2 separate regions of the Homo sapiens genome follow, and region 1 is linked to region 2. The links are chromatin loops, found by intact Hi-C in ENCODE. Cell type or tissue: mammary epithelial cell. All regions are shown on one strand. Each heading gives the region's core, and the rest is flanking DNA. Links, peaks and the distances in the headings are about the cores only.

Region 1 (5,389 bases), core at 128-5,127, 56 kb after region 2:
CTGTTCATTCTGTTCCCTCTGCCTAAGATTCTCCATTTGATTTACACCTAATTTGAGAGTAAATTTAAGTTTTACACCTGCAGGGAAACTTTCTCTGACCCTTCTTTAACCCCATCCGCTGGTGGGGGAGTCCCCCTCACCACTCCATTAATGCCTTGTACATACTACTGTCACTGTATTGACATTGTTTTGTAATTATGTATATGCCTCTCATGTTCTGCTGGCCCATTATACTGTGTTGGATACCGAACACAGTACTTGGCACAATGCCAAATTGAATGAGGAGGGAAGAAGGAGAGGGAAGCACACATTGACATTAAGAGTAAAAGAATTGTTCTTACCATGTTATATACTTTAATATATGGAATCGCCTGAATACAGGTCTCCATACAAAACTCTAAGAAACTTCTAAGGAATCCCTTACCTATAAAGCTCTTTTGGAAAGAATGAGGTTTTAATTTTCTTCTAACATCAACAAACCCTCACAAATATTCATGTTGCAGACCAAACCTGGACCACCCAAAAAGCCGAAGACCCCTTCAAGACCATCAGCCTTAGCATATTGCTATCACTGCGCGCAAAAAGGCCATTATGGACACGTAAGTTTGAGTGACATTTGGGCATGAAGCATTCTGTTGTCAGGGAGTGTTTTCTGAAAGATGAACTCAAAAAGAATGTAACTCTAAATACTTACTTTTTAATAAACATTAAAGTAAGACTTAATATATTTTCAACTGGTTTACCCCTCCCCTCCCTGCTAGAGTAACAAGCTATCAGAGCATATTCCTCTAATTATGTTACATGTACATGAACAGGTTGGGATAAAACTAATATAGTTCATAAAATCAAACAAATATAATAGTCAACAGTATGATAGCAGTTCTCATGAGTTCTTACAAACACAATTGCTTTGACACCGCCATAGCATGATTTTAGATTTTCTTTTTTTTTTGAGACGGAGTCTTGCTCTGTTTCCCAGGCTGGAGTGCAGTGGTGCGATCTCAGCTCACTGCAACCTCCTTCTCCCGGGTTCAAGCGATTCTTCTGCCTCAGCCTCCCAAGTAGCTGGGATTACAGGCGCCTGCCACCACACCCAGCTAATTTTTGTATTGTTAGTAGAGATGGGGTTTTACCATATTGGTCAGGCTGGTCTTGAACTCCTGACCTCAGGTGATCCACCTGCCTTGGCCTCCCAAAGTTCTGGGATTACAGGCGTGAGCTACCACACCTGGCCGATTTTAGATTTTTGTTGTGTTTTGGGGTTTGTTTTTTTTTTTTTTGGTTTTTTTTTTGAGACGGAGTTTCACTCTTGTTGCCCAAGCTGGAGTGCAATGACACGATCTCAGCTCACTGCAACTTCCACCTCCTGGGTTCAAGCAATTCTTCTGCCTCAGCCTCCCGAGTGGCTGGGATTATAGGCGCATGCCACCATGCCCAGCTAATTTTTTGTATTTTTTTAGTAGAAATGAGGTTCCACCATGTTAGCCAGGCTGGTCTCGAACTGCTGGCCTCAGATGATCCACCCGCCTCGGCCTCCAAAAGTGTTGGGGTTACAGGCGTGAGCCACTGCGCCCGGCCCAATTTTAGATTTTCTACTTAGTTCTCCCGTTTTCCCTGGTACAATGTTCAGTTAAGTCTACATCACATACATGTAAACCCTGGCATTCAGTGGTGAAAAAACAGATGCTGCATCATTGACTTGCTCACCTACCCCACAAATGCCCAGATTCCCTATCCAGCCAACATATTCCCTAACCCCAGCTGAAAAGGCCAAACTGTGTGTGTTCTAGATGCTGAGGTGTCAAAGCAGAAGAAGCTTCTTGCTGAGAGCTGGGCATGAGGCCACTAGGCAGATGCCACATTAAGTATGAAGCAGCAGCAGCTCATTTCAGAGAAAGGATGTAATAAGAATAGGCTCAGAGCCCATACTTCTGGGAATCTTGAGGCAGTGGAGGAAAGGCAGTGGCACAGAAAGTAGAAAATTCTTAAAAAAGAATGTATTATTCCCAGTCTCCAGGTAGGCTTCTAGTAGCCTAGAAACCAAGATAAACTAATATCAAACCAGATCTGGTGTCAGGAGGCAGAAAGCATGCAGTGTTGGGAGTCCTCAGACTGAGAAGTATGAGCAATAGGATGGGGTGAGTGGTATTGCAGGTTACCACTTGAATTCCAACTATGACACATCACTGGTGTAGATCTTGGGAGCTGGAGACCTACATTGTAGGGCAACGAAGAAAAGTGCTGAACAGAATCCATAAACAGATAAAGTTTATCTTCCATATTGGGGCAGCAGCAACCGTGGGGGTGAGACATAACTTATGAAAGCCAGGATGAGGCTCTGAGCCTCAGTTGCAGTTTTTGCTCTGCTACTGACTCAACCATGTGATGTAAACAACCCATTTTTTCTCTTTGGTCCCATTTCTTTATCTCCAAAGCAGAGAAGTTGTACAGGAAATCTCTCAGCACCAAGTAGTGAAGACTTTTTTTGAGACACGGTACAGAGTGCAGTGGGCACTATCTCAGCTCACTGCAGCTTTGACCTCCCAGGCTCAAGTGATCCTCCCACCTCAGCCTCTCGAGTAGCTGGGATTACAGGCACACACCACTGTGCCCAGCTAATTTTGTTTATTTTTTGTAGAGACATGGTCTCACTATGATGCCCAGGCTGGTCTCAAACTCCTGGCCTCAAGCAATCCTCCCTCCTTGGCCTCCCGAAGTGTTGAGATTACAGAAGTGAGCTACCATGCCCAGCCAAGAAGACTTCTTTTACAGAATTATCATCTCTAGATCTTTTACTGCTCTGTCCATTCCTCATTACTAAACATTCAGATGTTGTCAACGTCTTTTAGGGAACATATTCACATAAGCTTTCCATTACCACACAAATCACATAGATGTACAATTTTTGCTTGCTTACCTCTGTAAAGCAGAGGGGTATAATTTTAGCATTTATGTTTGTTCAATTAAAGAAAAACAATTATAGTTGGATGCTTACTAGTCACTTCTGTTAAGGCAGATAGGAAATATATTAAAAGCATGTGGAATTTATCCCTAAAATCTAGATGTAGATAATTTTTAATTTACAATAAAGCAAATTTGGCAGCCTCATGACTGCCATAGATGAGGAACTCTAGATTATTTACACTAATGAAGAAGATCATTGGTGTGGCTAATCCAGAATAGTAGATAAATTATATAGCCAACTATCAATTGTCTGTGCTAATGGAGGGGACCAGCGATGTGGATAATCAAAATATAATTTACATTTAGCTTTGGAAAACATTTGTAGTATTATATAGCTCTGTGTAGTCACATCAGTCTAGACCATACAAGACCCAAATAGGGAACTATGCAGGTGGTTAAAGATGTCTGTGGACCCCTTCCCTTTCAATGTCAGAAATCCAGCCTTACAGATACTATTATTGAATGGATTCCTCATGTGAAAGACTAGATCTAAGGTGAATATGACATTGCCCTTCCCTAATTTCACTCACTCTCTAGCTGGGGAAGCAAGGACAACAGTAGTCACTGTACAAAGATTACTCCAGGAGTGTGTGAAAGGGGGAGCACGGGCTGGGAGAGTTAAAGATTCTGCTGAAATGAGTATTAGTTGAGTGTATCAAGACCTCTGTTACCTTTGCATAATCACAATTTGCTCTTTTTTTTTTTTTTTTTTTTTTTTGAGACAGAGTTTCGCCCTTGTTGCCCAGGCTGGAGTGCAGTGGCGCAGTCTTGGCTCACTGCAACCTCCACCTCCTAGGTTCAAGCTATTCCTACTTCAGCCTCCCAAGTAGCTGGGATTACAGGCATGTGCCACCACACCTGGCTATTTTTTTTTTTTTTTGTATTTTTAGTAGAGCTGGGGTTTCACCATGTTGGCCATCTGTTCTCGAACTCCTGACCTCAGGTGATCCACCTGCCTCGGCCTCCCAAAGTGTTGGGATTACAGGCATGAGCCACCATGCCCTGCCAAAAGCGTTTCTTTATGTTACCATGTAAGTTTGCCATATAACCTCTAGGACCCTCCCCCCGACAAAAAAACAATCTAAATAATCCAGGTAGTCACAACAGATAAATCTAAAGATAGCAGAAGGATGGAAATGATAAAGATTAGAACCGAACTTATTGAAATAGAAAAGTGAACAGCATCAACAAAACCAAAAGCTGATTATTTGAAAACTCTTTTTTTCAAACAAAAGAGAAACTTCTGGAAAAACTACTGAAAGAAAAAAGGTACTAATAAACAATGAGTGGAAAGTGTGAGTAACTTAAGATACTATATAAATGTTTTTAAATTATAAGACTACTTCATAAAGTTAAATCTGAAAAGGCAAATAACTCTAAAATATATGTATAAATTAACCAGACTGACTCAAGAAGAACAAATCAACTGAACCAATACCATTAAAGAAAATGAATAAGGCCAGGCACTGTGGCTCATGCCTGTCATCTCAACACTTTGGGATGCCAAGTTGGAAGGACCACTTGAGGCTGCCAGTTTGAGACCAGCCTTGGTAACATAGTGAGACCTTGCCTCTACAAAAAACAAATAAAAATTATGAAGTCTGAAACTTAAAACTTACATCACTGTTCATTGGAATATTCATCAGTAAGAGTATAAAAACACATGAGAATGGCCGACTTCAACTTGATGACAGTGGTAACTTCTGGAAAGGGAAGGAGATGAGTGCAAAATGGGAAGGACTTACATGGAGGATTTCAGCTATATCAGTAATACTTTATTCTTGGGGGAAAAACAGGCAACTAAGGTAAAATGTTATGGTTTTATATGAGGGTGAATATAGGTTTTTAATTATTTTTTTATAAATTGTGTGTTTAGAATGATTTATAATTTTTTAATTCTACAAATTAAGTACATAAATGTTTGGCTGCTAGCTTGGCTAGTTCAGACTTGGCTTAATTTTATGTGGATTTTTCACCTACTCTTTAAAATATATTCTAATTGTTTTTCATTACTTAGCTAAGAAACAACATTTTAAAGTAACTTTTAGGCAAGATGGCAGAGGCAGAAAGGGGAAAGTTCCAAAAGAAAAGATTTCAAACATGCTGAATGGATCTGTGTCACAGATCATGATAAACAAAAGCCTGCTATGTGGTGAGTGGTTCAGGCCAAAGCCTATGGATTTGGGAAATACTAGCTGGGTAGAGGCCAGAGTCATGAGAGTAGGAAGCTGTCCTGGGAAAATGAGTAAGAGTAGGGATTTCAACTTGGGTGGCGGAAGCAAGAAGAGAAACTTCTTTTGGGGTGTCTCACAATTACCTAGGAACAATTTTAAACTAGGCATAACCTACCACCAACCTACCCCCCACCGTTAAGAATCACTACCCCTATAAGCAGTGAATGTTGAGTTAAAATAAGCTTGCAAAC
Region 2 (5,389 bases), core at 324-5,323:
GTATCAAATGAAATTGAAGGCACAGGGAAAACAGTCTTAGATCTCAGGTGATGAACAACTGTAATGACTGGAAGGGGGAACCAAAGTACTGGCTTGGAAAGACATTTTAAAGGAATATAATGTGGAATTTTAAGACCTATTCTGATTGGACAATGGGAGTGAAATATTAGGTTAAGATGCAAACAAACCTGTTTTGAGGCACTCATAACAATAGGGGAGAAGGTATTTATGCCCATTTCAAGTGGAGTTGGAATGGTAGGTTGTGCTTTGGATATGTTATAGCTTGCAATGAATGTAATATAAACATTTGTGATATATCCTGTAAACAGTTTGAAGTGTGAGCCTGAACATGTTTGATCTAAGGTCTGGAGGAAGATGTGAAGCAAATCTGACCTAAAAAAAATTATAGGAAAAAAGCAAATTGTTCTGGATTTGTTTCACCAAGGAACAAGTAAGCAGAGAACCAGACACTGGAGAAAAAAAGGAGTCAGGAAGTAGACAAGGAAATGTTAAAAGAAATAATAGGATAACTGAAAGAATGTAGCTTCCAGATTGCTAGCTATCAGCAGATAGATAGAAACTTTTATACAGCCTTTAAATCTTCCCTAGAAACCTTTTTAAAAGTAGCTTCTTGATTAGATTTAAATGGGTTTTATTTATGCTTGTCATTTTACAGATATTGTAAATATACATATGGTATATTTTCTTTTTGCCTTTTGTGGACAGTTGGAGGTGGGGAACAGGCATCCATAGTCAGTATATTTAAAGGAAGAAAAAACAACTTCCATAATCTTGTTATATTGACTGTTTCTGTTGATACATTTTCCCTTTCTTTCTTGTTTCTTAGTATGATTTGAGGGTCATTTTAAATTTCTGAATAAATATTTTGTAAGCCAGGTGGTTCACTGACTGAACGTTTGGGACAGAGGTAATGGGAGATGAGGCCTTCTCTCTCTCTCTCCATAGACAAAGGCCTTAATATGACTAATAACTTAGCGAAAGCTCTATATGACCCTCTGCTAAGCACCTGTATTTATTTCCTCTTTCTTCTTCCTCCTCTACCTCTAAAAAAAGAAATCCCCATTTCTTTTACACACATGTTAAAAATAAAAAATTGTTTCTGGTAAATTTAATATGATTTAAAATAAGATGAACATTTTGATGCTTTACTTGCAAATTCTGCTATTAAAATGTGTTTTATTTAAACTATTGCCACTTATACAGTGAAAAATTTTAATGACTAAAACAGTTTTGTGACCAATGTTATAATTGAAAAGTATAAATTTGAGAAAACCAAGACAGAAAAAGGGAGCAGTTTCAGAAGAATGTAAGTGAATAAAGTGGCTTAGCCCTCAGGGGATTTGAATGTGGCATTGTGTGTATTTCAAAAGTTTCCGTTGAAAACAGATGCTGCTGATGAAGTTGGGAATAGTAACTTCATCTGTGGCTGTTTCAGTTGCTTATTAGAAGTGAGAAAGATCCCAAGGGGTTTATCTGGTGTAGTGGAGTTAGGCTCAGGAAAGGATATGACATAAATATCTGGCAGCTTTGTCTGTGTGGTCTTTAATCCATAAACACTGGTTAGGTACAAGCATGATTATCTATAAACATGCAATTATCTTATTTCATGTGGATTCTGTTTCTACCACAGTGTTATTTCAGTAATGGCAGGGTTGTTTTTTGAAGTCCATTTTAATTCTTAAGAACTGGTTATTACAGAAATTGTAAGTTTTTTCCCTAAACAAAGAGAACTGTCTTACTGAATTTTTATTATATAATGATAGTTCATTAAATTATTTACTGGCTTATGTGCCCCAATTCAGAACAGTACTTATTCATACAGTTGTCCATATGAATGTTTCCTTTTTTGCTTTTTCTTTTCAATTTTATTTTCTGATATTATTCATAGTATTCAAGTTATTCTGATAACTGGATAGATAAAATAGATATGGTCTCAGTCCATAGAGCACTTTGATATAGAGAGGGAAATAAAATATTTATTGACATAGCCCTTAATACAGAGTTTAAAAGTGCCCAGGATCCTTGAAAATATAGATAAGATGCTTTCAGACTATGACTGAAGGAGAATTTACTTCTACTACTAGAGGGAATTCAAAGGAGATAGAAATGTTATTTAATTAATTAATTCAGTAAATATGAATACCTATGGTAACTAAGCAATCATGCTTTGATGTTTGGAAGATATAAAGATAGAAATTACACAGTTAAGTCCAGATATTACAAAGTTGTGAGTGATCATCACTGCTTTTGAAGGGGTACCAGATAAGACTTCAGTGGAGGTGAGTAGGGACTTGATGGCCATATCCCAATTCCAAGTGGATGAATTGGGGGTGAATTCAGGTGTTCCACAGAATAAATGTATAGGCATAGCTGCAGAGAACAACAGGAAACTGGGGAAATTATTAGGCATAGCTGGAACATTGGGACCAGGAAAATGAAGCAAGAGAAACAAGTAAAGGCCAAATCATGAAAGTAAAGGCCAAATCATGAAAGGCACATTGTATAGTATACAAAGGAATTTTATGTGTATCCTGTAGGCAGCAAGGGACCATTCAGGGCAGAATGTATTCACATTTATATTTTAGAAATTACTTAAGTAGCAGTGGAATGAAAAGCAGTGTGTGATAATAGAAATAGTCAGAAGATATTTCATAATCTGGGTAAGATATTAAGTGGTCCTGAGCTAAAATCGTGGCATTGAGGCTATTTTGGATACCCTATTTATAGTATTTGATATGAAAAGTGAGAGAGAACCTGAGTTGAGCTTTCTGGTTTGGAAAACAGACTATGGTGCAAGTCATTGAGATAGAAGACATACAAGGAAGGAAAGTAGGGGTTTTGTTTTTGTATCTTTAAGGAAGAGAAAATAATTCCATTTTAGTGAATATGAGTTTGAAATACCTGTGAGACATCCAAGAAAAGACATGGCTAGAGAAGCAAATTTGGTAGTTCTCACTATGGGCATATATGACATAATCTGGGAGAAAAGTTGTAGAAGAAAATGGGTAAAGTATGGAGTATACCAAGTAACTAGTGAAGAGGAAACCACAAAGGGGGACAAGAGATAGGAAAGCATTTTGTTCTATCAGCCAAGAGAATTGTAAATGCCTCCTAGAGGTCAAGTGAGAAAACTGCTGAATATTATCTATTTACTTTAGGTTGGTGCAAAAGTAGTTGTGGTTTTTGCCATTACTTTCAAAGGCATAAACCACAATTACTTTTGCACCAGCCTAAATACATTGATTTTGAGGAGCTGAGCCTTAAAAGATATTCAAAGTTTGCAATCATGAAAATTGTACTGGGTTGGGTGGAAAATTGGGCAAAAGGTAGACAGTGTTGGAGATCAAGGGAATGCCATGAACAAAAGTACAGAACTGGAAAAGCACATTACAGACATGACCTTTTGTTTTAAAATATTACAAATGTAAAAAAGATGTATAAAAAGAAGGTGTGGACAATAAGTTTTATGCTATTACTTTTATGGTATAACTGCCCAAATACTTAAGTTAACTGGTGGGAGAGTTATTTACAACCTTTTCTACTTTTCCTTTTTTCTTTTTTTTCCTTAACATTTCACTATGTTTTAGAGCATTGAAAGAATGCCATCTCAGATCAGGGAGAGTTTTGGTTTCATGATGCAAGTACAGGAATAGATATTGAGAAAGTCCAAAGTTTTGGTTCCTTAAGGATTACAGGTATATACCAGCTATTGTTTCTTTTTTTTTTTTTCCGAATCTCTAACCATGAGCTCACAGTCTATAATGTATAGGCACACAGATTATTTGGGGATAGAACAGTTGCTAACAGACCTACACACTTAGTTTTACTTACTTACTTTATTTATTTATCGCGAAGGTTGTCATGCGCTGTCATCCAGGCTGCTGGCACGCAGTGGCGGCAGTGGCACCATGTTGGCTTACTGCAGCCTCAACCTCCAGGGCTCAAGCCCTCCTCCCACCTCAGCCTCCATATTAGCTGGGACTATAGGCATGCACCACCATACCTGGCTAGTTTGTGTGTGTGTGTGTGTGTGTGTGTGTGTGTGTGTGTGTGTGTGTGTTTCGTAGAGATGAGGTCTCACTATGTTACCTAAGCTAGGCTCAAACAGTCCTCCCACCTTGGCCTCCCAAAGTATTGGAATTGCAGGAGTCAGCCACTGCATCTGGCCCACACTTGTTTTAGAAGCTATCTTACATATAGGAGACTGTTTTAGTGATGTAATCATCATAAATTAATTTGTTATAGGCAGAATTCAGTATTGCTTTTTAAATAGCTCATTTTCCCAAATAATATATACTTTTTGTCCTTTTTAAAAGCTTGTTGTTAATTAAATTAGCCTTCTATTGTTAAAAATTCAATTATCATGGTTATTTATTTAACACAGTCATGCTTTTTAGGTAGCATTAGATAGCACATATTATTCTACTATATGGTAAATTCTTTGAGGGCAAGCACCATGTCTAAGACATCTTTCTGTCTCCAAAAATGTCTTTTACATGAGAGAGATTCAGTAAATATTTATTGAAAATTAACTTGACACTATTAAATGGAAACTTTTTAAGGAAAGTTGCATTTACATTCTTAAATCACCATTAGTGGCAAATTCACCATTGATTTGTGGAATATTAAATTCTAGTTCATTGTATGCTGAATCATACATACCTACCTTTTGGTGAAATATAATAATGAGTTTTACAATTTTAGATGTAACAAATTAGGATATCTGGAAAATGTAAGGCATCTATGGCTTCCTTATAAGAAGGAGCTATATGGAAATTAGGCTGAGGAAATGATTCTTAGTCTCTGGCACCTGCGGTGTAGATAACCAACTGGATATGCTGAACTGAGCCCTCTGTCTCAATAATCTTTGGTGATCTTTGGAAATACATTTTACTAGCTACTACCTTCTGTCAGATTGTCCCTAAAGGTCATGATAACCAGCTCTGTAATTATCTGTAGCTACTCTCTTAGTAAAGGAATGACGATCTTCAGCTCTTCTAACACAGCCAAATGTAAGCAGACTAAGTATAACTAAAGCTTGGGGTGAACTAGCTTCTATCTTTCAGAAATCCAGCCCATATTCTTCCCCAGAACGTTTGAAATGTGAATGCAGTCTGATATCAGTAAATAGCTAAATTACCACTGCATCTCCAACAAAATACAAGTCGCCCTTTTTTGCCCTATGTTGGAAAGCACACACATAAAAAAGTGAACATTAGTGTAAGCATAATGGACAGGGTTGCTTTGAAGACTAAATGATGTTTAAAGCAATTTATAGCCCTGGATCACCATGCACATATAAAGATGTTTCTCATAACTACTATGCAGTAATTGTCTGTATGTGTAATAAAGATAGCAGAATAGTTCC

What was found. Hi-C counts contacts between places; a loop is a spot of excess contacts. Peaks named below come from ENCODE experiments on the same cell type or tissue, not always from the same donor. Only the 100,000 strongest peaks of a DNase experiment are listed, where the experiment ranks them.
Region 1: a loop joins it to region 2, with 6 times the contacts of the local background. A loop is called at or near these places in 3 of 110 quality-filtered maps.

The regions. Positions count from the first base shown.
Region 1 is chr9:37,348,854-37,354,242 of GRCh38, forward strand. ZCCHC7 (zinc finger CCHC-type containing 7) reads left to right here. Exons shown (of 9, transcript NM_032226.3): 7 at 504-599. Among named protein-coding and RNA genes, the nearest start is that of LINC01627, 43 kb to the right of the region's middle. In mammary epithelial cell, for the core only: no CTCF peak of the experiment used is centred there; a DNase peak (open chromatin) is centred at 2,128; H3K27ac peaks cover 1,846 bases.
Region 2 is chr9:37,292,848-37,298,236 of GRCh38, forward strand. The region is part of intron 2 of ZCCHC7 (zinc finger CCHC-type containing 7); the gene reads left to right. Among named protein-coding and RNA genes, the nearest start is that of LINC01627, 99 kb to the right of the region's middle. In mammary epithelial cell, for the core only: a CTCF peak has its summit at 3,135; no DNase peak of the experiment used is centred there; H3K27ac peaks cover 347 bases.